Regions from separate parts of the Homo sapiens genome. Here region 2 is linked to region 1. Evidence: chromatin loops called from intact Hi-C (ENCODE). Cell type or tissue: PC-9. All regions are shown on one strand.

Region 1 (8,000 bases):
CCTTCAACTCCCATTTCTGCTGACCACAGATCATTTAATCACATACCTACGCAATATCAAAAAAACTGTAATTACTAAAAGGGTACCATTTTTCACAGAAGGTACTCATGGCAATAGACCTCCCCCCTCCGCTTCTCTTCCGTTATGCTTCTGACTACAGGGCAGATGGACAAGCTCATCAGCTGGGACGTCATACCTTCAACAGCCCCTCTCAGTGTGGACGTGACTGCAGAGTCCAACTACAGCAGCAGCCACTGATGGGACTGCCTTTTCAATGTACTGGTACCACGGGACACACGGCGTCCACACCCCAGTGTCTGGGGATTTGTAGGGGGACAACATCTTCTCTGGAACTCCAGGATAAACATCATGTCTTGGTTATTTCAGTAAACATTTAAACACTGACCTCAGGCAGGATGCCATGCTAGGCATCACAGGGGCCCTCCCTTAACATTTTATCAACACTAGCACACCGGGCCTCCGAACAGCTCTGTCAGTGGACAGACACTGCACAAAAGAAAAAGAATTCACAATCTTAAGGCAGAGATGCCAAAATCAGCTCAGACAGTGGTTTCCCACAATCTGGCCTGGTTTGATCTCAGCAGCCTCCTTTCTTACCACCTCCTTCCACATCCGAGGGACCAGTTCTCAGGAACCACCCAGCAGTTTCATGCCCCTTATCTTTGCTGGAAAAGCTCCCCTGCTGTACATAATAATCTCCAAATATCTTCCAGGAATCTGCTTGAATCCCCTCTCCTTTAACGCTTTCCTTGACCCACTCCCTGGTAGAATTACTCACACCCTTCTCAATACTTTGAAGACACCTCCACTGAAGCATTTTGTAGTTTTAATCATTTATTTATATATCAAACTTATCCACAAACACTGTAAGTCCCCAGTGACTGCAACTGTGCCTTGCTCATCATGTGTGCGTGTGTGTGTGTGTGTGTGTGTGTGTGTGTGACTGTACTGTGAGTGTGTGTGTGTGATTATCTTTCTGTCTCCCCAGGTCGGGTAGTGACTTCAAGCCAACTCCCCTAACATTTGCCCTGGGAACCTCAGCCAATAACCTTCCAGGAACAGCCCACATAAAGATCTGAAATGTCTTGGCCAGACAGTATGAAGTTAGTTCTCGAATCAGTTGTTGGGAGTGAGGGAGGGGAGAGTCAGTCAATCAGACCTTGCCACATACTCCAGATTCTTCCCTCCTATGCTACCCTGGCCCATGGTAGGTACTCAGTATTTCATGAATGAATGAATCTTAGAAACGACCAAATTCAATCCCTTGCCTATCAAAAGTACTCAATAAATGTCTGTGGAAGGACAAGCAACTGAGGCTAACCTGAGCCAGACTGCCCAGTTCTGAATCCCAGTACCACTAATTACTACCAGTGCAACTTAAGCAAGCTTCTTAATCTAAGCCCCGATGTCCTCATTTATAAAATGGGTATAGTGGGATTGAGTTAGTTAGTATATGGAAGCAGTTGGAATAGTGTGTGGTACATGGCTGGTGCTGTATCACTATTCTCTCTCTCTCATACACACACACACAGACACACACACACGTGCTTGTAAGTATTCTTGCATCCTCTTATAAACTATGAGGCTGGGTTCATAGCAGACACACAATAATTGCTAAAAAATAAAAATTGCATTGAGACCCACAGTTGGGGCCTCAAATATATTTTCTTAATGATTTTATTATAACAAAGGATATCCAGAATAGCCTTTGTGAAGAGTTACAACTACATAGTTGATTAATAATGAAAACTCCCCATTGTTGCAAAATACCAATTTTCACCATGTAGGTTTCCATTATAAGAGCATTTCTTACTCCTTCCCACTTTTACTTTACCCTAGGAAGACAGATGCAGAGTGAGGTTGCTTTACAAACTCCTCTGGTTCAAAGAATTTCAATTTTAAGATACACCATTATGGTCAGCCAGCCACAAGACAGAATATTAAATTAACATAAATCACTGGCAAAATTTTATATTACATTAAACATATGATTTATGAAGAGAGTGGTATAGACTAGGAGCCAATATAGTTTTAATAAAAATAAGTTATGCTAAAACAATCTAATTTCTCTTTTTGATTCTATTGGAGGAATATGGGCAAGTGAATGATCTAGTCTCAGAGGAGCCTGACAAAGCCTCTCAAGGCATCTTTACGTTAAGGGTAAAATGATGGCTCTCTGAATACACAGACTGCATATTACTTTTCTTAATTTACCCCCCTCGTGCCAGGTACACAGCAGATGCTTAAAGAATGTGTTGGCCACGCGCAGTGGCTCACACCTGTAATCCCAGCACTTTGGGAGGTCGAGGCGGGTGGATCACGAGGTCAGGAGTTCAAGACCAACCTGACCAACATGGTAAAACCCCATCTCTACTAAAAATACAAAAATTAGCCAGGGGTGTTGGCACACGTCTGTAATCCCCGCTACTCAGGAGGCTGAGGCAGGAGAACTGCTTGAACTTGGGAGGCGGCGGGTGCAGTGACCTGAGATCACGCCACTGCACTCCAACCTATGCGACAAGAGCAAGACTCCATCTCAAAAAAAAAGAAAAAAAATGAATGAATGTGTTCTATACAAACTGAATATTCTTGATTGTTGATTTTGTTGTAAAACTAAAGCTAAGCCCACTTTGGAGAATAAACTCAAAGGGATAATCTCAAAAATGTTCTGTTCAAAGATGTTCATGATACAAAGAACACAGAGTGAAACCTAGAAAAATCCCAAAGGCTCAATAACCAGGAAGCGGTCATGTTTGTATGTGTAATGTGACACACTTGTTTAAAAAATTAGAAAGCTAGACCTCTAGATAAACTCAGTGAGTTGAACACAAGCCTCTGCGTTCTCCCTTTTTCCACCCTCCAGATACTAATTTAACCTAGAGAATGAAAGAAAAAAAAAAAAACAAAAAACAGTGGAGGTAAAAAGAACAAGAAAAACAGTGACTGGAGTCATATCAATACTGGAAATGAGGAAAGGGTGCCATCCAAATGCCAAAGGTCTCAAAGGCTGTCTACTGGTTCTACCTGGGCCACAACTGAAAAAAGAACCCAGAGGAATCTAACCCATGTCACCGAAGTTACTTCAGGTTATTGAGGTTACTTAATAAGTAGAAAATGTCCTTGAACCCCCTTTACACGCACGCTAATTTGAAAGTGTGATTGTCAGTGGGGAGTAGAGGACATGGAAGGTTTGGCAGTGGGGCAATCCAGGACCACCAAGGAGTTGGCTGCTGTGACTGTGACCAAGGGGATGCCAAGCACAGGCAAATACACCAAGTGTGGGCCACCAGCAGAGGGCACCCCGCCCACATGGCCTTCTCCCCCCGCATGATGGGTAGAGATGGAAGCAGCAGCTCATAGGAACATGAAGGCATCTGGGTTGGCTGCCCTGGGGTGTGTCCAACAAGCCCAAAGCAGGCCAGACTGCAAATGCTGGGGGGACTGAGCTCTACTGAGATGGGGGGAGCAGCTAAAACACAGAGAAAGCCAGGCTTCTTTCCCATCTGACAGATAACTAGTAATCTATGGATCTAAGACAATGCTAACAACATCAAGTAGAAACACAGAGGATCCAATATAATCCACTTGTTCTGATGGGGGCAAATAGCAGGTCTGAATTATTATCTCATCAGAGGCAAGTAAACCATAAAAACAACTCAAAATGGCATTAGCTCATCACTCAGACCTAAGAAAACCAAAACACAAAAAAAGCAAGAGTCCTCAATAACAGATAAACATGCATTTGAAAAAGATGAAGCCCATAAAACAGAACCCTTTAGGCCAGACTTACTCTGTGTTCCCATTAAAAGAAAAAGAAAAAAAAAAGCCTAAAGAAAGTGGAAAGAGAATCTAAAAATGAAAGCATAAATTAAAACAGAAAAGAACAAAAGTTATAAACAAAAGCAAAATTTAATTCTTCTGAAAGATGAATCAGATAAACTAAAACTTAGGAAATCTGAACAATATAGAAAAAGGAAAATGGCCCAGGTGTAGTGGCCTCAAACCTATAATCCCAGCACTTTGGGAGACCGAGGCAGGTGGATTGCTTGAGCCCAGGAGCTCAAGACCAGCCTGAGCAGCATGGGGAAACCCTGTCTCTAGTAAAAATACAAAAAGTTAGCCAGGCGTGGTGGCTCAAGCCTGTAGTCACAGCTACTCAGGAGGCTGAGGCATGAGAATTGCTTGAACCTAGGAGGCAGAGGTTGCAGTGAGCAGAGATCGCACCATTGTACTCCAGGCTGGGCGACGGAGAGAGATGCTGTCTCAATAAAAAATAAAAAAAGAGGAAAATGGAAAAAGGGAACAGGCAATAACTATTTAGAACTTGTGTCTATGTATGATTGTAAATTAAAAGGTTGTGCTGTGAATAACTATGCCAACAAATTTGGACATCTATATGAGCTAGCTGGCTTTCTAGGAAAAATTATGTGATCAAGGTGAAATTAAATAGAGAGAAAAAACCTAAACAGATAAATAACCACAAAACTGTTGTCAGAGAACATCCACGAAGAGGTAAGCTGGGTCCCAAGTGTTTCACAGTGAGCACTCATGAACCTTCAAAGAGTAAGTCCTACTTTATTCAAATATTCTAAGACATAATTTTAAAATGCAGAAACCTTTCAAATCATTTCATGATGACTATCTATATCCGGTATCAAAATATTAGGACAAAAAAGAAAACTGAGAACAAGCATAAACATCATTAATAAAGTAACAACTAACAGTACACTAAAAGAATTTTTGGAAAAAAAATATATACCAGGATCAAGTCAAATGTATTCCAGGGAAGCAAGAATGATTTAACATTAGGAAATTTATCAATACAATTTATTACATTAATAACATTACTTCATTACACTATATTACATTAATATACATTACTTCAACCACTGTTGAAGATACTCATGTCCAAAACTACCAAAATATTTACTGGCATCACTCATATCAGCCATTCCATTTAAATCTCTAAGTAAAATTAAGAAGTAAAAAGAAAGTTCCCGGCCAGGTGCAGTGGCTCATGCCTGTAATCCCAGTACTTTGAGAGGCCAAGGCGGGTGGATCACGAGGTCAAAGATTGAAACCAGCCTGGCCAACATGGTGAAACCCCATCTCTACTAAAAATACAAAAATTAGCTGGGCGTGGTGGCACACACCTGTAGTCTCAGCTACTTGGGAGACTGAGGCAGGAGAATCGCTTGAACCCAGGAGGCGGAGGTTGCAGTGAGCAGCGCAATTGCGCCACTGCACTCCAGCCTGGCGACAGAGCAAGGCTCCGTCTCAAAAAAAAAAAAAAAAAAAAAAAAAAAAAGTTCCTAAATATGTTTAAAAGTATTTATCAGAAAACATCAGCAATTAATCTTGAAGACATTATTCTAAGTGAACGAAGCTAGATGAGAAAAGCCACATGCTATATAATTCCATTTATATGAAATGTCAGAACAGGCAAATCCTGAGAGACAGAAAGCAGACTTGGTTGCCAGGGGCTACAGGTAGGGGGAACAGGGAGAGCCAGCTTAATAAAGACCAAATTTCTTTTTGGGGTGACAAAATATTCTAAAATTAGATAGCGATGATGGTTGCACAACCCTGTGAATATACACTCAATTATATACCTTAAAATGGTGAATTTCATGCTCTGTAAATTATCTCCAATAACAATAAAACAATAAAAAATGTAGTGGACATATTTTAAAAATGAAGACCTTTTAAATCACAAAGCCATGTCCACTACATTCAGATATAAAGTATTTGCCATAATTCAAAACCATTCTGGAAAGTCTAGTTACCGCAATAATATAGAGAAGAATACTTGAACTCATACAGTGATCTGCCACATGAGTTCATGGCAATAGGTCAGGCTCCTCCCAAATTATCTAAAATTTGTAATATACATAATAGGGAGCAAATGTGTTTAAAGCATTTTTAAATGGTAAACATGAACTGCTATATTTACTAAATGTTCTGGGAAAGAAGTGGAGGACAAAGACTATATGGTAGATTGCATTAGTGTTCATAATTATGAACTTCCCATCCTTTAAAAGGATCATATATTCTTCTTATTGCCAAGTGACTTCCCACAGGAAGACACATCCCCACCACACTGACTTTGGCCTTGGACACGTGACTTGCTCCAGCCACTGGTACATGGTACATGAATGTACATCGGATCAGAGCAGATCCTTTAAGAGCCAACGCATGCTTCCACCAGCTCCCTTGCTCCTCGACTTTGAAAGTAGTGTGTCCCAAACAGGGGCTGCTCCTTTGGAATGGGAAGACTTGCAGGAGAGGGCCAGAGAAGCTGACTCACAGCCACTGACACACGGCATGACCTAGAAATACATGTTTGTTGCACACCTTAGCATTTTTGGAGTTATTACCACAGCAAAGCTGACTAGTACATATAATCATTAAAATGTCTGTATAATTTTTAACAGTCTAAATAGGACACAGTGATATAAAAAGTAGGGAATATTAAGACATAGAGATTTATCTTTTGTTTTGGAGAGTTATTCAAATGTATCTTAACTATTGATAGTAAGTCTCAAGTTCTGCACTGCTACTTGCTTATTAGTAGGAAGTTCAGTTTCCCTTGCCACACAGCCCAGGAATTCCCATCTCAAATATTCTCCAAAAACTCCAAGGTTGCTTGTACAAGTATCTCCAAGTTCCCAAGGCCCATAGCCTATGGTTTCTAAGTTAGTATCCCCCCTGAACAGTTTTATGTGTTTCTACTTTGGATTCAGGACCATTTTTCATAAGGCAAGGCTTTTTCTTTAGACATGGTTTAAGAGATCACCTGTTTCAAAGCTTTGTCACTAAAGTTGTTTAGAAACTGAAAATGTTTTTCATAGGTTTTCTATTAGAAAATCTGCCCTTCAAGCAAATTCTACCCATTGGCCTGATGCAAAAGAACACTTCTTAACAAGATCATAAAGTCAAAATGAAAGAATCCAGGTCCACATTCCTTGGCAAACTTACCAGTGTCTGTTAATAGATTTTTCTAAGAATCTCCAGACTAACATTCACTTCTCCAGACATTCTTATGATTCTTAGGAGCCAAGATTTTCCCCAACTCTCAGCTGCATTTACCATACACAATTCCTGTTCATTCCTTCTAAGGAAGATCCAGTATTTCAAGCATATACTAAACACCGAATACACAAGGCCAAAATCCCAATGCAGTGCTACCAAACAAAACAGAATATAGCATCTGTGTTTAAATAACTTTAGTTGGGAATATGGACATGAGACCTCTAACTCTGATGCAATGCAATAGTGGCTATGAACAGAGCTCCATGAATGGATGGGGGCAACTTGAGAAGAATAAGTAGACTTGCCAAATGGAAAAACAAGGCTGGGGGAGAGCTTGGCCAGGACATTCCAGGCTGAGAAATCCCCAAAAATCAAGGGCGAGAGGCATTTCCGAGAGCCTGTTCCTAACAATAACTAAGATCCCCAACACAAAAATTCTTCCTCTGCTGCTGGTCAAGGATGTGCATGCCACCTGGAGGACTCAACAGAACAAGCAGACAGCTTTCTACAAAGACAGAATGCACCTTTCCAGAGGGCACGAACAAAGAGAACACAACTCGACCTAAAATCCTGTTCTCGGGGCCAGGTGCAGTGGCGCACTCATGTAATCCCAGCATTTTGGGAGGCCAAGGCAGGAGGATTGCTTGAGCCCAGGAGTTCAAGACCAGCCTGGGCAACATAGTGAAACCCTATCTCTACAAAAAATACAAAAATTAGCTGGGCGTGGTGGCGCATGCCTGTGGTCCCATCTACTGGGGAGGCTGAGGTGGGAGGATCACCTAAGCCCAGGAGGTTGAGGCTGTGGTGAGCCGAGATCGTGCCACTGCACTCCAGCCTGAGTCACAGAGCAAGACACTGCCTCAAGAAAGAAACAAAAAATCCTGAAATCCTGCTCTCTTTTCTGCCCACTTTGACCCTCATTCTCAGGATCTTGCCAACTGAAAACT
Region 2 (8,000 bases), 700 kb after region 1:
AGGGAGGCGATCTTGGCTCACTGCGACCTCCACCTTCCAAATTCAAGCGACTCTCGTGCCTCAGCCTCCCAAGTAGCTGAGATTATAGGTGTGCACCACTATGCCCTGCTGATTTTTGTATTTTTATTAGAGATGTCGTGTCACCATATTGGCTAGGCTGGTCTCAAACTCCTGACCTCAAGTGATCCACCCGCCTCAGCTTCCCTAGGTGCTGGGATTACAGGTGTGAGCCACCGCGCCCAGGCCAAAATTAATTAATTTATTCTATTTACCAGAAGTATATCACATATTAGGACTTGGAAGTTTCCAATTCAAACTGATAGAAATATATAGGTAAATAGGCAACTACAATATGGTATAATGAGTGCTTTGACAAAAAGTAAATTAATAATGGAATAATAAAAGTAAATAAGTATAAAAATAGAGATTTTATTTGTGTGTGTGTGTGTGTGTGTGTGTGTGTGTGTCCAGGTACAATTTTTTTGTTTTTTTTGAGATGGAGTCTTGCTCTGTCGTCCAGGCTGGAGTACAGTGGCATGATCTTGGCTCACTGCAGCCTCCCTCTCCCAGGTTCAAGCAATTCTCCTGCCTCAGCCTCCCTAGTAGCTGGGATTCCAGGCATGCCCCACCATGCCCAGCTAATTTTTGTATTTTTGGTAAAGATGGGGTTTTGCCATGTTGGCCAGGCTGGTCTCAAACACCTGACCTCAGGTGATCCAGCTGCCTTGGCTTCCCAAAGTGCTGGGATTACAGGTGTGAGCTACTTGCCAGGCCAGGTACAATTTTTTTAACCAGAAGCAAAGACTGTTATACTGAGTCATAGAAAGTAAGTAGGAATTGGCCAGGCGTGGTGGCTCACGCCTGTAATCCCAGCACTCTGGGAGGCCAAGGCGGGTGGATCACGAGGTCAGGAGATCGAGACCATCCTGGCTAACACGGTGAAACCCCATCTCTACTAAAAATACAAAAAATTAGCCAGGCGTGGTGGCGGGCACCTGTAGTCCCAGCTACTTGGGAGGCTGAGGCAGGAGAATGGTGTAAACCTGGGAGGTGGAGCTTGCAGTGAGCCAAGATCGCACCACTGTACTCCAGCCTGGGCGACAGAGCAAGACTCCGTCTAAAAAAACAACAACAAAAAAATTAGATAAAGGTTAATTTGTGTGACATGTGAAACACTTTTAAATTGACTGGAAAAAAGTCAATATTTAAAAGCGGTTTGCTAAAGAAAATAGACGTATTGCCTAAACACGCATGAACACATTATGCCTCACTAGTAAGTGGTCCAGAAGAATAGGGGACTGCCAGACCGTGGAGGAGCAGCTCTGACGATAGCATAGTCTAGGTTGTGGCCATGGATATGGGTGGCCAAAGTGGAGTGAAGGAAGTTCATAGCATTGAGCTCAAAGAACTCTGAGGCCAACATTTGATGGTTTATCTGTAAGGACCTTTAAGTTATCCAAGAGAATTCAAAGAGTTTGAGAGAGAAGAATCCTTATGAACCACCTGTCAGGGTCTTGGATGACTGTCAAAATTGATAAGAGAAGAGTTAGTGATTGATGGGAATAAGGAGGGATTGAGGGTGGTATAGACAATGGTGCTAGCATCAGTGGCAACACCGAGCATATGTCTCCACCAGCTAATGCACCCTAACTGATCAAGGGCTGATCATATTACTTATAGGACCTTCACGAAAGTTTTTTCCCTATAATTCCCTGCTGGAGCTGGCAGTGCGTAGAGGATGGTTAGGTGACAGTGTGTGATATGACTCCATGGATCAAAAGCCCTTTTACCAGAGGTCTAATAGGAAGGGTCCAGTGAAGTACCATGGCATTTGCTTTGAATGCATAATCTGGGGTGGTCCCCATATGTTTTTGTTTTTTTTTTCTTCCATGGGTAGGGTTAAGGAACCCACCTAGTTTAAGTACTCTGTTCTATGAGGCTTGTCCATGGATTTCTTACAATGAAAAGAAACTAAAAGAATTTTGGTTGGGTGCAATGGCTCACACTTGTAATCCCAGCACTTTGGGAGGCTGAGGTGGGCTTGAGGCCAAGAGTTTGAGACCAGCCTGGGCAACAAAGTAAGATCCTGTCTTTACAAATTAATTGTAAAAATAATTACCCAGGTGTGGTGGTGCATGCCTGTAGTTCCAACTACTCGGGAGGCTGAGGATCACTTCAGTCCAGGAGTTTGAGATTGCTGTGAACTAAGATTGTGCCACTGCACTCCAGCCTGGGTGACAGAACAAGACCCTGTCTCAGAAAAGAGACAGAGAGAGAGAGAGAGAGAGAGAGAGAGAGAGAGAGAGAGAACGAAGTATTCAGAAGGGAAGGAGGAAAAAAAATAATTTTGCCCATTAGCTCCAATGTAATCTCTTTCACTTGCGTTATAATCAAGGGATTATTTTGGAATAGACTAATATTTTCTTCATCTGAGATGTAGTTATGCATATTAAGCTTGGTCCTATACCTGATTGTGAGGACAGGTAAGGTAGCTTTGTCAAGTCCTTCCTCAGGTTAGCTTGCTATTGTCTTAAAAGTAATTCTAAGTGGGCAAGGATAAATAAAAGGAACTTTCTTGTTTTAACTCCATTTTGCTAATAGTCTAGGCACCTGTTAGTCAATGGAAAATCTAATGTAACACTTTCTTTTAATCTCATGACAGTTTACCGTTCTGGGTCAGAGGTGGTATCTGGCTAACTTTTCTCATGCAACATCGTTTAACTTCACAACGAGGGAACAAGTGCCTGTAGTGTGTTTGGATCTGTACCCTACGACTGATTATACGGTGAATGTGACCCTGCTGAGATCTCCTAAGCGGCACTCAGTGCAAATAACAATAGCAACTCCCCCAGCAGGTGGGTGTAGACGTCTTTCTTTTTTGTGCCTCAGGACAAATTACCTATGTGAATTGAGCAGTGTGGGCGGGCATAAGAGTGCTAGTTTGGGAGTCAAGAGACAGGGGTTCCAGTTCTAACAAACTTTGTTAGCTGCGTCTGGGGTTCAGGATGCCTGAATCTTACCACTTATCCCCTTCCCTGAAGGGTACTGGCTCATAGAGGGCACAGACCAAGGATAGACTGATTTATTCAGAGCTCCCTGGGAGTCCTAAGTTGAGAATTCCATAAAGCATTTTATCTCTCACCCCAAATTTAAGACAACTGAACCCTAAGGGTATTCATTATCGGCAAGTAGAACGAACTTCCAGGAGACCAGAAACGTGGGTCCCACAGTGTCAGGCACTGGCAGGCAATACAGCCTCAGGACTAGGCCACGCATAAGCAAATTAACTTGACATAGAGAACAGAGGCCTGATTAAGGTCAGGCTCCTTAGAAATTCTTCCCTTGCAGTCTTTTGAGGAAGCCACATAGGTGCCAGCTGTATTAACTCCACAGCTCCCCCTAGTGGGATGGCTGTGGTGCAGCCATCACTACTATTTCTTTTGTTCTTTAATCCTGTGGGTTTATCAGACAAATTTACGGGCAACCAGAAGAGGCTACCCCTTTGAAGGAAAGCAGCAGAAGAGGGTAGGTCCTGCTGCTACCTCCCTGAAGCCGCTCTGTGATATTCACCTCTGCTCTTTGTGGGTCAGGGTGGGCAGTTTGGCCTTTGCATTTAGAAGACTCTGGGCCGGGTGCGGTGGCTCACGACTGTAATCCCAGCACTTTGGGAGGCCGAGGCTGGCAGATCACCTGAGGTCAGGAGTTCGAGACTAGCCTGGCTAACATGATGAAACCCTGATTCTACCAAAAATACAAAAAATTAGCTGGGCATGGTGGTGTGTGCCTGTAATCCCAGCTACTCGGGAGGCTGAGGCAAGAGAATCACTGAACCCGGGAGGCAGAGGTTGCAGTGAGCCGAGATTGCGCCATTGCACTCTAGCTTGGGCAACAAGAGCCAAACTCCATCTCAAAAAAAAAAAAAAAAAAAAGACTCTGAAATGTGTTAGACACTCATGAGAGCCACGTAGCACCTGAGGCTGAAAATTAATTTTTTTTTTTTGAGATGGAGTCTCGCTCTGTCACCCAGGCTGGAGGGCCAGGTGCCATCTTGGCTCACTGTAACCTCCACCTCCTGGGCTCAAGTGATCCTCCTGCCTCAGCCTCTTGAGTAGCTGGGACTACAGGCGCATACCACCATGCCCAGCTAATTTTTGTATTTTTAGTAGATACAGGGTTTCACCATGTTGGCCAGGCTGTTCTCGAACTCCTGACCTCAAGTGAGGTCTTCCAATTCAGCCTCCCAAAGTGCTGGGATTACAAGTGTGAGCCACCGTGTCTGGCTTCAGTTTTTATCCTATTTTTTTTATCAGATTGAGCCTGGCACCTTGTCCTGTCTGTATCAGCAGAGTTTGCACAAGGAGCACCTCATGACATCATAAACCTACCCCCCAACACATTTTCAGCTGCATAGTAATGCTCGCAAATTGAATATGAATTCCCTCCAATTATTAAATTCTTAGAGAAATAAAAATCTATAAATAAAATCTAGCTGGGTGCAGTAGCTCACGTCTAATTCCAGCACTATGGGAGGCCAAGGCGGGTGGATTGCTTGAGCTCAGGAGTTTGAGACCAGCCTGGGCAACATAGTGAAACTCTGTCTCTATAAACAATACAAAAATTAGCTGGGTGTGGTGGCATAAGCCTGTGGTCCCAGCTACTTGGGAGGCTGAGGTGGGAGAATCTCTTGAGTCTAGGAGGTTGAGGCTGCAGGGAGCCGAGATTGCGCCACTGCACTTCAGCCTGGGCAATAGAGCAAGATCTCCTCAGATAAAGAAATAAGAATAAATAAATCCACCTCTCCTTGTAAAATAAACTAAAATGTAAAGGCATGAAGTCCCCAGTTTTTTCTATCCTACATCTTTTCTGCTGAGTCTTGGCCAGAGTGTCCTGCTGAGTGGAGAGTGTGTTCTAGCTGTTGAAACCTAGGAATCTTGTTTTGTAATAGATGCTACTCCTTTGGTGTATAGGAGACTGGCAAATGCTGAGGTTTTGAGGCAGGCACATACTTGGCATATTCTAGGAATGTCATGGAAACCAGTATGGCTGGAGCAGAGAGCTGGGGACAGTGGTGAGAGATGAGGTCTAAACTCTAGCATGAGTATAATAAATGAGAGGCCCATGGTGTCAGGTTCAGAAAGAAGCCTGTTGTTACCTTCTCCTTTGCCTCCCTAAATTACTAGTAGTAAGTATAATGTAGCATGCCATAGTTCAGCCTCTGTAGGTTACCAAGCAGTCTGGAGTCTACCACGTGTCAATTTAAACTTAAATTGGGAAATGTCTTCTCGTCAGGGTAGTTGGATTCATTTTGACACTGTACTCTCCTTGAAAATTTTAGACATTTGCAGTGGTGGCTCTAGGTCTTTCTTGATGCCCGTTCCAAAGATTAAAACCTTTCCATTTTCGTTGCTCCCTTGAGCCCTATTTCTACCCAAGCTTCACCATTGCTGAAGATCTTTATCTGTTTAGTGAAAGAGTCTCCCTTCTTTCTGGGCAGGACACCCCACATTTATCTTAGGAAACTCTTCAAGTGAAATGCATCATCTTGCATGCTTCCTTCCCTGTCTCCATTTCTGACTCTTTTCTCTGAATTTCTCTAAACCCAGAAAGATCCCCCAAATTGTTTTAGTTCTGGACTCCACAGGCTCCTATTATTGAATGTCTGCCTGTGAGTCCTACTTCCTGGTTAGGAGATTTTCCCTTTTGTCTCCCATGGGGAATTACCCTCAGCTGATCTGTGAGCTGCTGTTGGGTTTCCAGAACCTGAACTTTCACTGGTCTGATGAGGTCCAGGAAACCCCCTGGGCTAGTGGCATTTCGCCCAAGCCCTACCTTCTTGGAATTGAATTTCCAAGACTTAAATGGTCGGTGCTTCTTTGATGGAAACTGAAACACTTCTTGCTCCCGCTTCCTTTTCTGTATCAGAGAGATAAGCCTGCAATGTTCAAGGTCCCTCTGAGAACGTTCTTACTTAGCAGGTCCTGCTCAGCTCTAAGCCTTTACCCTTCCATTTAAGTTGTTTCTGTTCCGTCTTTATTGCCAGGTAGGACTCATACCTTTTGCTAGGTCTTAGTACTTTTCCTTCTCTATATTTGCTTTTTGTTTTCAGACTTAGATTTTTGTTCTCCTCACATATTACTTTGGAATCTGCCTCCGAGGTCTCTGTAGAGAAAGAATGATGTCACAGAGCTCTCGACCTGCCATAAACATCCAGTGTTAAAATACCTTCTTCCCACTTTCATTTTCACTAGGAGGCATTTCTTTCTATTCAGTTCGGCCTAAACCCAGGCCTGGGCTTTATCAATTTTCATTCTCCCTGGACCTTGTTTAATACAGCTCTATTTCCCAGGCAGATGTCCTTATAGCCGGTGCAATACCTGTTGCCCCATCTTACAAAAACAATGCCACCTTGAAACTCACTTAGTGATGCTTGAAGAATTCTACACTGATCATTCACTGATGATTCTCTTTTTAAACATGTTCACATTTCTTTAACTATAGAGTATCACAGTTCCAGTTATTAAGGAAGAAACGAAGAGTTCTCATTAATGCCTATTCTCGCTCCCCTATTTAAAACTTTTCCTTGTCATATTTTTCTAACTGGGCCAATATGATTTCAAATTTTCTTCTTAGTGTTATTTCCTTCACTTTGTTTCATTCCTCCTAATCTTATCGTTTCTCCCTAATCTTATCCTGTCTGCAAGACCAAAACCTGTTTTGTAAACTGACTTCATTCTATTTTCAGAGATGGGGAAAATCTCATTTCTAGGAACAGAGTTCTAGGTGTACACTTTTTGCTATTTCTTTTTAGCATTTGAGTTTGTAATAATTCCACTGGACTTTTTTTCTACTTTAGCCCCCAAAGAGTTTCTTATCTAGAATCCCCGGTCTGAGTTTCTGTGAAACAGATCATCCAGGGCCATTTAAAAGCCCTTGGTGTGGGGGTGAACTCAGCCTGTGGAGAAACCGTGGATCCAGTCTTTCTACAGTTCTCTCCTTAGCCCTGGATGAAATTCCAAACAATATAAAGAGAAATGGAATTTTGGCAAGCTAATCTAATGTTGTCTACTAATATCTAGCTCCCCAAAATGCTCTTTAAAACCTCCCACCATTGCTCCCTTTGTGCATCTTAAACTTTAGCAAGTGTAATGATTACCTGGAGAGCTTATGAAAACACTGGTTCCTGGGCCCCATCCCAGAGGTTCTGATTCAGTAGGCCTTTGGGGAGGGGAGCAAATTTTCATTTCTAGCAAGCTTTCAGGCCTTATTGATATTGTCAGTCCACATTTTGAGTCGCATTGCTCTAACCACATAAACCTTAGCTACTTCCGGGCAATGTCAAAGCTCTTGCAGGCGGAGACATAATAAGAAAAGAAAGACTGAAATAAAAAAAAAGTGGTAGCTAAAATAATTCCATCTGCTCCTGCCTAAAAAGCCTATGTCTTAGAGCTTTGTCTGATTTGCAAAGTTTTCCTGGTAATCAGATATCTACCTACCTCATCTGTTCCTGAATTCCAGCTGCAGAGACCAGGAGCTCTCATCTTCCATCATGGTGCCTTGCTCCGCTGTGGCAGCTCTTATCTTTATACTCAAGGCCCCAGTCAGTATATCTGTCTTTTGCAGGGAGATACTGAATCTTACCTCTCCTTTCCATCTGAGATTAACAGGACAAACAGATAGATAAATGACAAATAGAGGATCAACTTTATTGATCTGGGCAAGTTTCCAGGAACTCTCTCCAAAACTGAATTTCAGGTAAAAGCTATATTGAAGGATGAGGTTTAGCTATTGTGGCCAAGTGGAACTTCCTACTTGCTGGAATTCCCCCTGGAAATATGGGCAGTTGGGTCTGTAAGGGACCCTTGCCTGGCTTACCCACCCAGTCTCAGGCCGAAAAGCAGAGGAAAGGGCGGTGACAGACACTGGGTGCTTACCTCTTGGAGACCGGAGATACCCAGAGTGCTCCTTGTACCTGTGCACAGGCGGGTCCCAGAGAGCAAGTC

Evidence for each region. A loop is a pair of places that touch in the nucleus more often than their neighbours do. Peaks named below come from ENCODE experiments on the same cell type or tissue, not always from the same donor. Only the 100,000 strongest peaks of a DNase experiment are listed, where the experiment ranks them.
Region 2: it touches region 1 in a loop (5-fold over the local background); 15 of 110 quality-filtered maps call a loop at or near these places.

Annotation. Positions count from the first base shown.
Region 1 is chr9:112,788,729-112,796,728 of GRCh38, reverse strand. The region is part of intron 1 of SNX30 (sorting nexin family member 30); the gene reads right to left. Among named protein-coding and RNA genes, the nearest start is that of SNX30, 42 kb to the right of the region's middle. RefSeq lists an enhancer at 926-1,220. In PC-9, CTCF peaks have their summits at 3,101 and 3,302 (motif pointing right); no DNase peak of the experiment used is centred here.
Region 2 is chr9:112,093,325-112,101,324 of GRCh38, reverse strand. It overlaps SUSD1 (sushi domain containing 1), which reads left to right. Exons shown (of 17, transcript NM_022486.5): 10 at 2,663-2,855. Among named protein-coding and RNA genes, the nearest start is that of LINC02977, 57 kb to the right of the region's middle. RefSeq lists enhancers at 1,754-2,672, 2,673-3,592, 5,642-5,811 and a silencer at 3,314-3,433. In PC-9, CTCF peaks have their summits at 3,224 and 3,423 (motif pointing left); a DNase peak (open chromatin) is centred at 3,394; H3K27ac peaks cover 551 bases.